2 separate regions of the Homo sapiens genome follow, and region 1 is linked to region 2. Evidence: chromatin contacts called from ENCODE Hi-C or POLR2A ChIA-PET data. All regions are on one chromosome and are shown on one strand. The core of a region is the stretch at or near the end of the contact, and the rest is flanking DNA. Distances in the headings are between cores, read along the strand shown. Region 1 overlaps LOC101929007 (a long non-coding RNA gene). Region 2 holds the start of ZNF429 (zinc finger protein 429).

What was found. A loop is a pair of places that touch in the nucleus more often than their neighbours do. ChIA-PET counts read pairs that join two places held with the same protein, here RNA polymerase II (POLR2A). Pooled maps may share reads with other maps.
Region 1: a loop to region 2 is called in a map of CD8-positive, alpha-beta T cell, with 5 times the contacts of the local background. The contact joins the enhancer-like site here to the promoter of ZNF429 in region 2. A Hi-C loop is called at or near these places in 11 of 168 maps with a recorded cell type or tissue (CD14-positive monocyte, CD8-positive, alpha-beta T cell, dorsolateral prefrontal cortex and 5 more) and 14 of 50 pooled maps. POLR2A ChIA-PET finds 5 or more read pairs at or near these places in 15 of 52 experiments (A673, CD4-positive, alpha-beta T cell, CD4-positive, alpha-beta memory T cell and 10 more).

What each region holds. Positions count from the first base shown.
Region 1 is chr19:21,578,659-21,583,125 of GRCh38, forward strand. All of the region lies in intron 3 of LOC101929007 (a long non-coding RNA gene), which reads right to left. Among named protein-coding and RNA genes, the nearest start is that of ZNF429, 75 kb to the left of the region's middle. Within about 2 kb of position 3,218, at least 3 of the 41 ENCODE cell types and tissues checked have a DNase peak (open chromatin) inside an H3K27ac peak, as active enhancers do; they include CD8-positive, alpha-beta T cell, where a contact is called at or near this core.
Region 2 is chr19:21,503,280-21,508,255 of GRCh38, forward strand. It overlaps ZNF429 (zinc finger protein 429), which reads left to right and starts at 2,323. Exons shown (of 4, transcript NM_001001415.4): 1 at 2,323-2,495. The coding sequence starts at 2,493. RefSeq lists enhancers at 2,104-2,706, 2,322-2,641, 2,652-3,011, 2,707-3,308.

The DNA of each region.
Region 1 (4,467 bases), core at 1,968-4,467, 76 kb after region 2:
ATGTTCTCTCTTTTTCAATTTTCTGGAAGAATTTGTGTAAGATAGATGCACTCTTTGCCTTCCTTTACAATCAGACCTGCCTCTGGTCACCTTTTCAACTCCAGAAGTCATTTATGTCCTTTGACCCTAAGATATTTGCTGAACCAAACGGGATTAGTATTTCTTAAAGATCAGAACTCACCTGAGCCTACTGGATTCTAGCAGGAATGGAGACAGGTAGAAAGACTCACTTTAGCCTCAGGCTTAAATATGTTTTTATTTATTTATTTATTTATTTTAATTTTTGAGACAGAGTCTCGCTCTGTCGCCCAGGCTGGAGTGCAGTGCCGTGATCTCGGCTCACTGAAACACCCACCTCCCCGGTTCAAGCCTCAGCCTCCCGAGTGGCTGGGACTACAGGCATGTGCCACCATGCCCAGCTAATTTTTTGTATTTTTAGTAGAGATGGGGTTTCACTCTGTTAGCCAGGATGGTCTCGATCTCCTGACCTTGTGATCTGACTGTCTCAGCCTTCCAAAGCACTGGGATTACAAGCATGAGCCACCGCATCCAGCAGTATGTTTTTATTTTTTATTTTCTTGAGAAAGAGTCCCACTCTGTCACCCAGGCTGGAGTGCAGTGGTGTAATTTTGGCTCACTGTAACCTCCACCTCTTGGATTCAAGTGATTCTCCTGCCTCAGCCTCCCAAGTAGCTAAGATTACAGGTGTGTGCCAGCACACTCCACTAATTTTTATATTTTTAGTAGAGATGGTGCTTTGCCATTTTGGCCAGGCTGGTCTTGAACTTCTGACCTCAGGTGATCCACCCACCTCGGCCTCCCAAAGTGCTGGGATTACAGGCATGAGCCACCGCGCTCGACCAGGCCTAAGTTTTATACTCTACCTCAGACTTTTATCATTTTGGCAGTTATTGGACACTAAGTCAAATACTAACAAAGTGAGCCAGTGATTCGCATTTAGCTATTGTTCCTTGTCTATAGCACCTTGGGTAGGAACCCTATGGGAAGATCAAGGCAGGATAAAGCCTTCCTTGGGATGCTGGCCATAACACTATCACAGCAGCGATGAAATCTTACCTTCTACCACTCCCATCCACTGTGTCTTCTGTTGTTAACTAAACATTCAGCTCCTTTCTTGGGGTGGAATGCCTTTTAGTTTATTCTACACCTTGACTGTCACAGGGGGTCAGTAATAGGGGAGAACACAAGTTTCTGGTTAGATAAATCTGGGTCGAATTCTACTTTTGCCACTATTAGTAGAGTTACCCCTAACAAAACATTTAGCTTTTCCAGTGAAGCCTCTGTTTACTCATCTGTGGAGTGGGACTTATAATGTCTACTTGTGTGGGTTAAGAAGACAAGAATTCATTAACCTATTTCCCACTTGCCCTGAGAACACTCATGTTTCTAATCCTAATGTGACATCATATACATTTCTGTTACATTAGGACTAGAGACAAGTTTTGTTTAGAAATAACTTCACAAACAGTTTTTATATTTTATTTTCAAGATAAAAATCATTCAGATTTGCTTCAGCTTCAAGGAGGATGTTTATGTAAAATTAAATGAGCACTGGCAACCAGCTGCACCTTTTCTTCTAAACGGGAAATGGGTTAAGTGGTTTAGATGGCTCTCAGCCTCAAAGGGCTGAAGACAGAAACTCTAGGCTCAATTTCCAGAAATGGCTCTCAACACCACATAGAGCTGGTCCATCAGAGGAGCTCCTGCTTCATCCAAAGGCAGGAAGCACTAAATCAGAAGATTGCCTTAGAGTTAGGAAGTCAATGCTGGACTCAAGCCCACAAAATGTCCTCGTCCTGCCTATCTCTTTGCTCGATTCAAAATCCCATTCATGTGGAGCTAATTGGAGAAATCAAAATCACATTTTTTTTTTTTTGAGATAAAACAGACAAAAATTTCTGCTCTTGAGAAATGTATATTTTAAGATGAGACTTGTTAAAAGAGACCTCTGTCTTATTTTGTATGTATGTAGAGCCATGGAAGTCTAGAGCTTTGATGTATGATGAATATGTGTTTCAATCTTCTCTGTTCTATAATCTTGGGCAGCTATTTTAACTTCTTTGAGCCTCAGCTTTCTCAATCCTAAAGTGAAGATACAAATTCCTATCTTATCCTCAATCAGTTAAATGTAGAATTAACTATATGATCCTGCAAGTTCATCCTTAGGTTACATACCCAGGGAAAATGAAAGCATACATCCACACAAAAACTTGTATGTGAGTGTTCATAGCTGCAGTATTCATAATGGCCAAAAGTAGAAACAAGTCAAATGTCTGTCAATTAATGAATAATTAAGCAAAATGTGGTATATCCATACAATGGAATATTATTCAGCAATAAAAAGGAATGAAGTACCAACACATGTTAAGACATGGATGTACCTTTCACGTAGCATATTATGTGAAAGCCAGACACAAAAGGTCACATTTTCTATGTTTTCATTTATATAAAATGTTTAGAATGTGCAAATCCACACTCAGAAGTTAGATTAGTGATTGCCTAGGACTGGAAGCCAGGGAGTAATTAGGGTGTCATGGTTAAGGGGCGTAGAATTTCTTCTGAGGGTAATAAAACTGTTCTAAGATAGATTCGATTTTAGTAGTGATAGATGAACAACTCTGTGAATTTACTGAAAGCCATTAAATTGTACACTTTAAATGAGTGATTTTTCTAGTATGCAAATTATATTTCAAAAAAGTTGTAAGAAGAAAAAGTTCTACCATGTAGGGTTCTTTGAAGATTAAATAAGCTAGGAATACAATATACCTAGTGTACCTAGTATACATAGTGCCTGGCATTTGGTAGGTGTTCAAAATATGCTAACATTTATTCTGTTGGTAATCCTTAACAGGCTGGTTTATACAAAAGCTTACAATTATGTTCATTGTTAACATAATACTGATGTATCCTTTCGTAATCAATGTGTGCCTTGAGCAGATAGCCCTTCTTTACCCTCAGTTCCAGCCCTTTCTTTGCTTCTTGAAATTTTACGTGTATCACAACCCAGCTCAGATGTCACCTTTTCAAAGCCTCCTTGTTGGTTCAGCTAAAAATCCTGGGCTTTCTGTATAGCATCCCCAACAAGGGGCATTCAGAGGCAAGCTCTGGTCACCATCTGGCTTGTTTCCAAATTATTTGTGAATGCACCACCTGTCCCTGTGTCCTGCCCTCTGTTTCTGGCATGGTGGCACCTGGCACAGAGGGAGTGATCCTGTAAGGAATGTGTTCACAGCACATGTGCTCTGAGTCCCTTGGCACAGCACCTATGGTGGGCAGAATTCTGAGATGATTCTCCTGACCTCTGCCCCCTGGTGTTAATGCTATAATTATGTGACATGGCAAGAGAAATTTTGTGGATGTCATTAAAGTTAGTAATCAGCAGACCTTATGCTAGGGAGATGGGTGGGCCTAACCTAATCACAGAAGCCCTTTGAAAGCAGAGTCTTCTTTGGCTAGAAAAGGCCATCAGAGGTTCATAGTGGGAGACAGATTTGACTTGAGGCTGGTTTTCAGTTACTGAGTTGGAGGGGTCCCTGAGACAGAACTGAGAACAGTCTCTAGGAGCAGAGAGCAGCACCTTGGCTGGCAGCTATAAAGAAGGACCTGGGTCCGGGCGCAGTGGCCCATGCCTGTAATCCCAGCACTTGGGAGGCCAAGGCAGGTGGATCACCTGAGGTCAGGAGTTTGAGACTAGCCTGGCCAACATGGTGAAACCCCGTCTCTACTAAAAATACAAAAATTAGCCAGGCATGGTGGCAGGTGCCTGTAATCCCAGCTACTCGGGAGACTGAGGTAGAAAAATCGCTTGAACCTGGAGGTGGAGGTTGCAGTGAGCTGAGATTGGGCCACTGCACTCCAACCTGGGCAAGAGAGCAAGACTCCATCGCAAAAAAAACAAAAAAAAGAAAGACCTGGTTACTACAATTGCAAGGACCTGAATTCTGCCAATGACCTGAATGAGCTTGGAAGTGGATTCTCCCCAAGAGCCTTCAGAGAAGGGCCCAGCCCAGCCAACACCTTGACTTTGGCCTTGTGGGACCCTAAGCAGGGAGCCCGGTTAAACCCACCTGGACTTCTGACTTATAGAACTATGAGGAAGTCAATAGGGATTATTATAAACTGCTACATTTGTCATAGTTTGTTGTGCTACAGTAGAATACAAATATATCCCTCATCTCTGGAGAGCAGTTTTATTCCTATTTTACAAGTGAGGAGACCCAGAGGGGTGAAGTCACTTGCCCAAGATTGCACTGCACATGAATGACAGGGCTGAGCTACAGCCTAGGGCAGGAGTCAACAAATATTTTCTTTTCTTTTTTTTTTTTTTTGAGATGAAGTCTCGCTCTTGTCCCCCAGGCTGCAATGCAATGGTGCAATCTCGGCTCACTGCAACCTCCACCTCCCAGGTTCAATAGATTCTCCTGCCTGAGCCTCCCGAGTAGCTGG
Region 2 (4,976 bases), core at 1,073-3,572:
AAATTTTACCAACATGTGGCTGTGTTGGAGTCTCTCTGAGCCTACTCTGGATCCATAGGTTACCCGATTTGCAAATCATGATTTGCTCATTTAAACTGTTAAATTTAATTTTTCTAAAGTTTTCTTCTTTTACAAATTTTCAAATTTTTTATGATGAAAATAAATAATGTTATTGAGCTTTGATTTTCTAAAATCATCCCACAGCTATTTTCCCAAATAATAATAATATAATAATAAATAATAATACAATAATTTCCCAAATAATAATAAAAATAGTGAAAAGGCAGCTGATGATACATGTCTGAAGGACCTCAGTTGAGCCCAGCCTAAATGGCTGACCATCTCAATTACGAGCAAATAAGTTTTGGATGGTTTGTTATGCTGCAATAGCTAACTAATACATGCACCCTGTGCAGATGGAATGCCAGGATTTAATGACAGGTTGATTACTAGTTACCTTCTGACAGTGGACACCCTAAAGATACTGACTTTTCTTTTCTTTTTTTCCCGATTTGAAGTTGGATGTCTCCTAAGACAATGTTGAGTAATGCAGAAATACAGGTAGACATGTATGTGTGTGATTGGTGCTTATACTCACACAGTACCCCACACCACAGGAAAAAAACAGATAACCACAGCCTGACCATTAGAGCCAAGGCCAAACAGCAAAATAAGTTTGCCTTTAATTTATTTTCTTCATATCTTTTTTTTTTTTTTTTTTTTTTTTTTTCCGAGACGGAGTCTCGCTCTGTCCCCCAGGCTGGAGTGCAGTGGCGCGATCTCGGCTCGCTGCAAGCTCTGCCTCCCGGGTTCAAGCCATTCTCCTGCCTCAGCCTCCAGAGTAGCTGGGACTACAGGCGCTCGCCACCACGCCCGGCTAATTTTTTCTATTTTTTAAGTAGAGACAGGGTTTCACCGTGTTAGCCAGGATGGTCTCGATCTTCCGACCTCGTGATCCGCCCACCTCGGCCTCCCAAAGTGCTGGGATTACAGGCGTGAGCCACCGCGCCCGGCCTTCTTCATATCTTAAAGTTAGAGGTTAAGACTGTGGACAGACCCAAAGACATAGAGTTTTCTTCTCCTGTCTCCTGTGGCCCCAGAATTTTTTGTTCACTGTCTGATCTCTGGATGAAAGGTGGACAACAGGTGGCAAAGAGTGGTCTACCTGTGGTTATTTTATTTGTGCTGCCCTCTGCCCTTGCTATGGCCACTATCTATCGCACCCTCAGAACCGAAGATAGATGTTAGTAGAGAGAGGCTGTCTCCTCACCTCTGGCAGAAAAGGGATGTTCAGGGCCTCCACCCACCTGACATCAGAGCTGCACTTCAACGTGGTGGCTGTTGGCCATGTGTGGCTCCTGGGTGCCTGGAATGTGCCTGGTCTGAACTGCAATTTGCTAGAAAAGTAAAATACAGAGTTGGTTTCGAAGATTTAGTTCCAAAAATATATATAGTGCCTTAATAATTACATATTGCTGTGACCCCAGAAAATCTGAGACATCAGTTAATTTAGAAAGTTTATTTTGCCAAGGTTGAGAACACGCCTATGACATAGTTTCAGGAAGTCTTGAGGACACCTGCCCAAGGTGGTCAGGGAACATATTGGTTTTATACATTTTAGGGAGACATGAGACATCAATCAATATATGTAAGAAGTACATTGGTTCAGTCTGAAAAGGTGGGACAACTTGAAGCAAAGGCAGGAAGACACGAAGCTGGAGGGAGCTTCCAGGTCACAGATAGGTGGACTCAAATTCTTTTGAGTTTCTGATTGGCCTTTAGTTCCCAGCTTGAGTTTTCCTTAGTAATTTTGGGGGCCCAAGATATTTTCCTTTCACATTGCTCACATATTAAAATTATAATACTTTAAACATATTGGGTTAGTTACATTATTACAATCAATTCCACGTGTTTCATGTTTCTTTTTAAAGTTTGGCTACTGGAAAATTAAAAATTCACATGTGGCTCACATTTTATTTCAGAGGACTGCCTCCTTTTTAAAATCTCAGGCTGCCTGCTCAAAGGACCAGAAGCTAGGAAGGTGATAAAAGCTAAAATTTAAAAGTAATTGTTATTATATTCTTTTCATTTGTGACTAGCCATATAGTATATTTATAAATGCATATGACCTTACACACAAGGTTCAATGCAAACACCCTCTAGGGTGGGCCTGGCTCAGCTCGGAGGAAAGCCTGCCTGAAAAGGCTGCAGCTAGGCTGTCACGCTTCATTCTGCCCAGCAACTGATCACCCTCTGTCACTCAGGGCCTGAGAGGGCGGGTCTTAAACATTATCCAATCAGGCACGCAGCTGGAGCGACAGGACGGTTTCCGGAATATGGCGGGGCGTTTGGCTCTTGCTGCAGCCAGAGCTCCAGGTCTCGTCTTCATTTCTGTGTCCTTTGTTCTTAGAGGCCCAGCCTGTGTGGCCCTGTGACCCGCAGATATTGGGAGATACACAGCTAAGACTCCAGGACCCCCTGGAAGCCTAGAAATGGTGAGAGTGCCGAGTCTGACATCCCCAGAGAGGGGGAGGGGCTGGTCGGAACCGTGAGAAGTGGCCGTGGCGGACTTAGGTCTCCCGGCAGTCAGCTCCACAATCTGCGCCCGGAATTCTCCTTGCCCAGCTCGGCTTCAGTCCCCTTCAGCCATAAGATGGCGACTGTGCTGACAGCCGGGCCCCGGGCGTCCTGTCTTCCCTCCGCAGTGACTGTGCCTGACGTGTAGCCCTGTCTGGGGAGCTCTGCACGCGCAATTCCGCAGTCTCTCCCAGATTGTGCAAGAACCATGGGAGGGGCGTCAGGTGAGAATAGTGACTCGGGATGCGGGTTCATGAGCGGGAAGAGCTTTGGTCCGTGGGGTTCCCAGTTCCCATTCTCTCCTATTAAAAATCTATGGGAGTGGCCGGGCGCGGTGGCTTATGCCTGTAATCCCAGCAGTTTGCTGGGAGGCGGGCAGATCACTGAGGTCCGGCATTCGAGAACAGCCTGGCCAACATGGTGAAACCCCCTCTCTGCTAAAAATACAAAAATTAGCCGGATGTGGTGGCAGGCATCTGTAATCCCAGCTATGTGGGAGGCTGAGGCACGAGAATCGCTTAAACCCAGGAGACCAAGATTGTGCCATTGCACTCCAGGCTGGTTGACACAATGAGACTATCTCAAACAAAAAAAAAAAAAAAAAAGGGGAGTCACTGCAAAATATTAAAGAATTTAATTAAAGAGTGGTTCTAAAATTGTAAAGCACCCAGCTGTGGGATGTAGTTTGTGGTCCTTTGGAGGAGCTTGAAGGAAAGACTTTGCGCATGGTACAAAAACGCAAATTCAGTTATTGGTTAGGTAGGGTTACGTAGTTTCTTAATTTCCATCTTCAGCTTACAAAATTTCCTGGTTATGTAATCAGAGCTTAATTCCAGTTAATAGTTAACCCTGTATTTGTTTTCCCCAGTGTAGTAATTTACAAAAAAAAAAGCATTTGAGTTAGTTTTTTGTTTTTTTTTTTTTTTTTTTGAGATGGAGTTTCCCTCTTCTTGCCCAATCTGGACTGCAGTGGCGCGATCTCGGCTCACTGCACCTTCCGCCTCCGTGTTCAAGTAATTCTCCTGCCTCAGCCTCCTGAGTAGCTGGGATTATAGGCAGGCACCACCACGCCCGGCTAATTTTGTATTTTTAGTAGAGACGGGGTTTCTCCGTGTTGGTCAGGCTTGTCTTGAACTCCCGACCTCGGGTGATCCGCCCATCTCGGCCTCCCAAAGTGCTGGGATTACAGGCGTGAGCCACGGCTCCCGGCTTGAGTTAGATCTTTTAAAAGTAGGAATTCAGGGACTACAGCCACCTCAGTCGAATTGCCTACCACTTAACTATTTTCACTCCCTACACAAAACTGATCTTCCCCTGCATTTTTCACAGGTGTCCTAAGCAGGGTCTCAAATCTACTCCCACGCCCCCCATTCCTCCAGCCTAACTCTGGCTTGCAGTAAAATACAAAATTTCCATTTCCTCCTGACAATCCCAAATGCCAACTCCCACTACTCCCTAATTCACACTATTAACTATTTGTCCTTTAGTGTACATTTTTGATACTGTATTTTAATTAAACATTTTTTGACAAAGCATTGGATGGCACATTTAAAAAGATTTGTTTTCTGTTTATAAATATTTTCCATAAGAAGAAAGCAAGGAATAATCTTCTGACACTGTATTGTAAAAAAATCTTTGTCTCTTTTCCTTTTATCTTCCCTAGGCATAGAGATTTTATGAGAATGTTTTGGCATCAAGGTTTTTCTTGGAATTTTTGTGGGGTGATGTGTCCTCAGCCACCCTTTAGTTTTTTTCCTGGTCCTGGGTTCCAGTACTGTCTGTGAATAAACCAAGATATCAGTCATGGCTATGTCTGCAAGACTGTCTAATGAATATTAATTCCTGGGTCATTTTCTCCCATAGGACAACCTGTGGTATGGAGTGTAGCCTCTGAAGGGAGCAGGTGTATTCCCTGGGGCTGAGAGGAATCTCCTGGTGTACTTTTCGTTTGAAAAGCTAACCCCTTCAGATGTTAAGACTGTGTTCACCCAGCCCGACTTTCCTTTCTTTGGGCCACATTGCTGGTCACCCAATCAAATGCTGGTATTGAGTTGAAAACAAATAATTTCTGACCCCTTGATTCTCTACAATTTGTGAAAAAAGACTAGTATCTCTGCCAGGCACGGTGGCTCACGCCTGTAATCCCAGCACTTTGGGAGGCCAAGGTGGGCAGATCACCTGAGGTCAGGAGTTCGAGACCAGCCTAGCTAACATGATGAAATTCCGTCTCTACTAAAAACAGAAAATTAACCAGGCGTGGTGGTGCATGCCTGTAATCCCAGCTACTCAGGAGGCTGAGGCAGAAGAACTCGGGAGGCGGAGGTTGCGGTGAGCCGAGATCGTGCCATTGCACTCCAGCCTGTGCAACACGAGTGAAACTCCATCTGAAAAAAAAAAAA